Regions from separate parts of the Homo sapiens genome. Here region 1 is linked to region 2. Evidence: chromatin contacts called from ENCODE Hi-C or POLR2A ChIA-PET data. All regions are on one chromosome and are shown on one strand. Each heading gives the region's core, a stretch centred on a gene start or an enhancer-like site at or near the end of the contact. The rest is flanking DNA. Distances are from core to core; before and after follow the strand shown.

What was found. Hi-C counts contacts between places; a loop is a spot of excess contacts on that map. ChIA-PET counts read pairs that join two places held with the same protein, here RNA polymerase II (POLR2A). Pooled maps may share reads with other maps.
Region 1: a loop to region 2 is called in a pooled map, with 2.7 times the contacts of the local background. The contact joins two enhancer-like sites. A Hi-C loop is called at or near these places in 1 of 168 maps with a recorded cell type or tissue (heart right ventricle) and 6 of 50 pooled maps. POLR2A ChIA-PET finds 5 or more read pairs at or near these places in 2 of 52 experiments (BJ and OCI-LY7).

Annotation. Positions count from the first base shown.
Region 1 is chr5:81,629,884-81,632,820 of GRCh38, reverse strand. All of the region lies in intron 3 of SSBP2 (single stranded DNA binding protein 2), which reads left to right. Among named protein-coding and RNA genes, the nearest start is that of SSBP2, 120 kb to the left of the region's middle. Within about 2 kb of position 1,585, at least 2 of the 41 ENCODE cell types and tissues checked have a DNase peak (open chromatin) inside an H3K27ac peak, as active enhancers do.
Region 2 is chr5:81,536,713-81,539,684 of GRCh38, reverse strand. All of the region lies in intron 4 of SSBP2 (single stranded DNA binding protein 2), which reads left to right. Among named protein-coding and RNA genes, the nearest start is that of ACOT12, 140 kb to the right of the region's middle. Within about 2 kb of position 1,389, at least 3 of the 41 ENCODE cell types and tissues checked have a DNase peak (open chromatin) inside an H3K27ac peak, as active enhancers do.

The DNA of each region.
Region 1 (2,937 bases), core at 336-2,835, 93 kb before region 2:
TCTATGATGAGAAATGATACCTGGAGGAATAGTGTAGGTTAGAAAAAGAAGTTTTTCATTTTAGATGGGAGAGACATTAGCATGTTTAGTGTTTAAGAGAAGGAGACAGTAGAGGGGCAGAGTCTGAAGATACAGGGAGAGAGGAGATTTTAATGGTTTAAAACCCCATACAAGGCCTGAGAGAAGGAGGTCCAAAGCACAAATGCTGGGAAGTGAGAGGGGAGAGGACCATCTCTACCCTTGTGGCAAGAGGAGATGCAGGAATGTTTGTAGGTTTGATGTCAAGAAGTTCATTTCTTCTATTCCTAATAAAATACTGTTCCTTATATGTCCCTGCCTCCTGCCAATCTGGAATATATGCATAGGGCTTTCCTTCTGAATTTAACAATTTTTGGAACCTAGATTAAGGTCCTTACCCCTAATATCGTATCTTCCTCAAGCCTGCCACTAACTGTCTAAATGCATGAGGAATTTCCCATGGAGTATTTTGCATTTGACTGGAAGAGAGGTTGGAATAGAAGACAGAATAGAAACGAAAGAAAAGTTTAGGGAATGTGCAAATAAAAGGAAGCGTTGTAAAAATTATAGTACATTTGTTCTTGGGCTGTTATTACACATTTAATAATGATGAACACTATATAATGACAAAAGAAATGCGTAAGACATTTTAACAAAGCAGGACATAGTGTTGCATGTACAGTGTAGCATAAATGGGTATTAAGAGAAAAAAAATAATTTGTTTTAATATGGTTGGATTACAGATGAGATTTTCTTTCTGCAAATATTTCCATTACTTATAAGTAGAGGTTTCCCCTCTATCTTCCCAATTTTCTACAGTATGATCATGGTGTGTGTGGAGTTGCAGGGTGAGGCAAGGAGAAAGGAAAACATGTGGATTCAGTGTCTCAGCTCCACTACTTATCATTTCAGCAAGGTTTTGTTGTTTTCAGTCTCAGTTTTACCATCTGTAAAATGATGATGAGTCAAATTGATCTAGGGTTCAAAAAATTAGTTCTTATTCTGATAGCTTTTCTTTTTCCTCTGCAAAATAGGATGTGAGGGTACTGAGGGTGGTGGTGGTGGTGATGATGATGATGAATTTTTAAGAGAGTGAAGGATAGTCTTTAAAGAAAAGTTTGAAATAATTCTAAGTAGACCCAGAGAAAGAACTGAGTAGGCGCACACACAAAATATTGCCAGGCAGTGTTTAAATCCTAGTTAATATTGTAGCTTATGAATGCATTGTGATGCCAGTATGCCCAGGAATGTGACTTTTCTGCAGCAGCAATTGGTAGTCCATGTATTTACATGGACAAGCTAGGTGGGGTGTTTTTTTTTTTTTTCCATTTCTTCTATTAAAAGAATTTCTTACTCAGTACGGTTTACACTCGTCTCTTAGCATCTTTAAGAGGAAAAAACAAAAGCTCTCTTTGAGTGCCATGCACGTGGTTTCCTTGGAACGTTATTTAATGCCATCATGTTTTTAATCTTTCTCCTGAAAGCATGCCATACTAGAAGTCCTATGGTGAGTGGAACCGCACTTGGTCAGTTGTGGTTGTGGGTTTCCCCTGTTTGTCTCACATATGTAGGGCAGGAACAGGTGCGGTCTTTTGGTTCAGAGTTGTTCCAACGGTTCACTACAGTTAAGCACCATCATTATGCTGTTTTCCTGGGGTTTAAGACTGGCATTTTGTAAATAGTATAAAATTCAAATTTTCTTTTTATATAGTATTTATGATATCCAGATCTAGCCTGTCAATACTTAATTTTTTTTCCAAATGTAATTGAGTGTCCTCACCTGTTGACACCTTTTCATTTTGTGTGTTTCCAGTGAAGTCTACAAATGGCATAAGAGACCATTTTAGGAGTCTGACTTGGATCAGTGGGTTAACAAAGTGACGATTTTAAGAGTGTTCTATTGTAGCATTAATTTTGTTTCTTACACCTCTTTCTCTTTTACATGCTTTCTCATGAATTTAACTTATTCCTACACTGTAGATGTTTGGTAATAACTTACTCAATACTTTGGCTTTTTGCTTCTGTAGCTTTTTTTTTTTTTTTAACCTTAGCTGTCAGACGGTGCAGCTTTTAAATGTGCCATTTTTTTCCTTTTTCTGTGGCTCTTAGATTCAGGGGATCCCTTCTTCCATGGCGTTGGTATTTTAAATAACTTAATTTTTACTCAGCTGTAGATACCAAATAAGTAAGTAATGGGCACATAAATATTTTTAGATTATATTTGTTCAGTTTAAATCTAGTACATGCTAAATATATAGGTACAGTTTTTTAATGTTTTATATTTTTTCCCCTAAAGCTACTGACATACTCTTTGAGATGCCTCCTTCATCTATATAAATCAATGATTCTTAATAGTTTTGAAGTCATGGGGTCCTCTGAGAACTGATGAGAGCTATGGATCTCATCTTTCAGAAAAATGCCCAGATCTTAAGCTTCCCTGATTATTGTGTTTCGCTAGCCATTACCATGGGCTTTAAATCCAGCAGATGCCTGACCTTCTTATCCTTAACTCTTTCAACCTGGACTTCATAATCTGTGCCCTAGGTTAGGGATTCAGGACTCTAATAATTGTTGCCTTTTTATGTTGACCAGGAAAGCTGTTGCTGCTGTTGAGGTCTACATGATTAGGATAACATGCATTCTTCAGGAACTTACTGCTTGCTCATTTGCTCAACCTAAGAGTCCCTGCTGGATGGACCAGTTGTTAATTTTATGACTTCTTCTCATTTCCATTTTTTAATAGAATATTTTAAATTAGAATTGTTCTGTTGTTTAAGCCTTTTCACCAAATATTTACAGAGTGCAAAACTTGTTGTCCTCAAGGGAATAAATAGCAGGAAAGATAAACAATTTAAAAGTATTAAAGCAGAAGTATGTACTGGTTTAATAATAATGTATTATAGACTTGATATTTGCTAA
Region 2 (2,972 bases), core at 140-2,639:
GGTCTTGCCTTGATATTGATGGCAGCTGACTGATCAGAGTGGTGGTTGCTGAATGCTGGGGTGGCTGTGGCAGTTTCTTAAAATAAGACAACAATGAAGTTTGCCACATTGAATGACTTTTCCTTTCACAAATGATTTCTCAATAGCATACAATACTGTTTGATGGCATTTGACCCACAGTAGAACTTCAAAATTGGAGTCAGTTTTAGTCTTAAACCTTGCCGCTGCTTTATCAACTCAGTTTATGTAATATTCTAAATCTTTTGTAATCGTTTCAGCAGTGTTCATAGCATCTTCACCAGTAGATTCTATCTCAAGAAACCACTCTCTTTGCTCATCCATAAGAAGCAACTCATCTGTCAAGTTTGATATCGTGAGATTGGCAGCAATTCAGTCACATCTTCAGGCTCCACTTGTAATTCTTGTTCTCCCTCTATTTCCACTACATTTGCAGTGACTTCTTCCACTCAAGTCTTGAACCCCTTAAAGTCATCCACAAGGGTTGGAATCAACTACTTCCAAACTCTAGTTTATGTTACTATTTTAATCTCCTCCCGTGAATCACAAATGTTCTTAATAGCATCTAGAATAATGAATTCTTTCCAGAAGGTTTTCTATTTACTTTTTCCAGACCCATCGAAGGATTCACTATTTGTGGCAGTTAAAGCCTTATGAAATATATTTCTTAAATAATAAGTCTTGAAAGTCAAAGTTACGCCATGATCCATGGGCTGCAGAATAGATATTGTGTTTGCAGTCAGGAAAACAACATCAGTCTCCTTGTATATCTTCATCAGAGCTCTTGGGTGACTAGATGCATTGTCAATGAACAGCAGAGGACTTCCGTGTAGCAGGTCTCAACAGTGGGCTTCAAATATTCGGTAAACCATTCTGTGAACAGATGTGCTGTCACCCAGGCTTTGTTGTTCCATTTATAGAACACAGGCAGAGTAGATTTAGTGTAATTCTGAAGGGCCATAGGATTTTCAGAATGGTAAATGAGCATTGGCTTCAGCTTAAAGCCCCCAACTGCATTAGCTGCTAACAAGAGAACCAGCCTAACAAGAGAATCAGCCTTTGAATATTTGAAAGCATGCATTGACTTCTGCTCTTTAGCTATGAAAGTTCTACATGGCATCTTTCAATAGAAGGCTGTTTCATCTACACTGAAAATCTGTTGTTTGGTATAACCACCATAATCAGTGATCTTAGCTAGATCTTCTGGATAACTTGGTGCAGCTTCTACATCAGCACTTACTGCTTCACTGTGCACCGTTTTGTTCTAAAGACAGCTTCCTTCCTTAAACTTCATGAACCAGTTTCTGCCAACATCAGACTTTTTGTCTGCTGCTCTCTTACCACTCAATTGAAGAGACTTAGGGCCTTGCTCTGTATTCGGCTTTGGCTTAAGGAAATGTTGTGGCTGGTTTGATCTTCTATCCACATCACTAAATCTTTCTCTGTATAAACAGTAAGGCTGTTTTGCTTTCTTATCATCTGTGTTTCACTGGAGTAGCACTTTTAATTTCCTTCAAGAACTTTTCCTTTGCATTCACAACTTGACTGTTTGGTACAAGAGGACTAGCTTTCGGCCTATCTTGGCTTTTGACGTGCCTTACTCACTGAGCTTGATCATTTTTAGCTTTTGATTTAGAGTGAGAGATGTGCAACTTTTTCCTTTTACTTGAAACACTTAGGGGCCATTATAGGGTTATTAATTGGCCTAATTTTAATATTATTGTCATTTTTAGCTTTTGTTTTAAAATGGGAGAGTGCAACTTTTTCCTTTTGCATGAACACTTAGAGGCCGTTATAATTTCAATATTGGCCTAATTTCAATATTGTTGTGTCTCAGGGAATAGGGAAGCCTGAGGAGAGGGACAGAGATGGGGAACAGCCAGTAGGTAAAGCACTCAGAACACACCCATCTATGGATTATGTTTGTCTTGTATGGGTGTGGTTCACGGTGTCCTACAATAGTAACATCTGAGATCACTGATAACAGATAATCGTAACAGATATAATGATAAAGTATTACAAGAATTACCAAATGTGACAGACCTGAATGAGCACATGCTGTTGGATAAATGATGAATGGAGACTTGTTCAAGGTATGGTTGCCACAAACCTTGAATTTGTAAAAACAAACAATAACAAAAACAACCACAATATCTGTGAAGTGCAATAAAGTGAGGTATGTCTCTATTCAGTGATGATGGGTTTTTTTAATCCCAGAATAAGCTGTCTCCTGTTTCTCATGATGGTCACTGAAATTTTGAAATGTCTTTCTAGAGTTAAGGATGCCACCTGTGGCCTAGTTGCAGAACAGACAAATTCATATGAGAATTGTCTCAGGTCTCATCAGCATTGTCTTCAGTCCAACTCAAAGCCTCCACCCCCATAAGAAGAAAAATAGGTCATCAGTAGTTAAGAAGATTTTTAGGTAAGTTAACCTTTAGATGTTCATCACAGAAATCCCCCCCAAAAATTTGGATTTTATTAAGCAATAAAGTCAGACAAGCCCAGTGAGATCAGAGCACGTTAAGGATATTAATCACAATCCCTCACTTTTTTGGAGAAAGTCAACTAACGAAATTTTTAAATGTTTCAAAATTCCTTTTAGAAAATGAATCTAATCTTTCCTAAAACAGAAATCAATTGCTACAATTTTTTTTTTTTTTGAGACAGAGTCTTGCTCTGTTGCCCAAGCTGGAGTGCAGTGTTGTGATCTCAGTTCACTGCAACCTCCGCCTCCTGGGTTCAAGCAATTCTCCTAGCTGGGATTACAGGCGAGCACCACCACACCCTGATAATTTTTTGTATTTTTAGTAGAGATGGTGTTTCACCATGTTAGCCAGGATGGTCTTGATTTCCTGACCTCATGATCCGCCCTCCTTGGCCTCCCAAAGTACAATATTTTTAAGATATAGCAACACATACTGTTTCAGTACCACAATATCTGAAAATAAGGT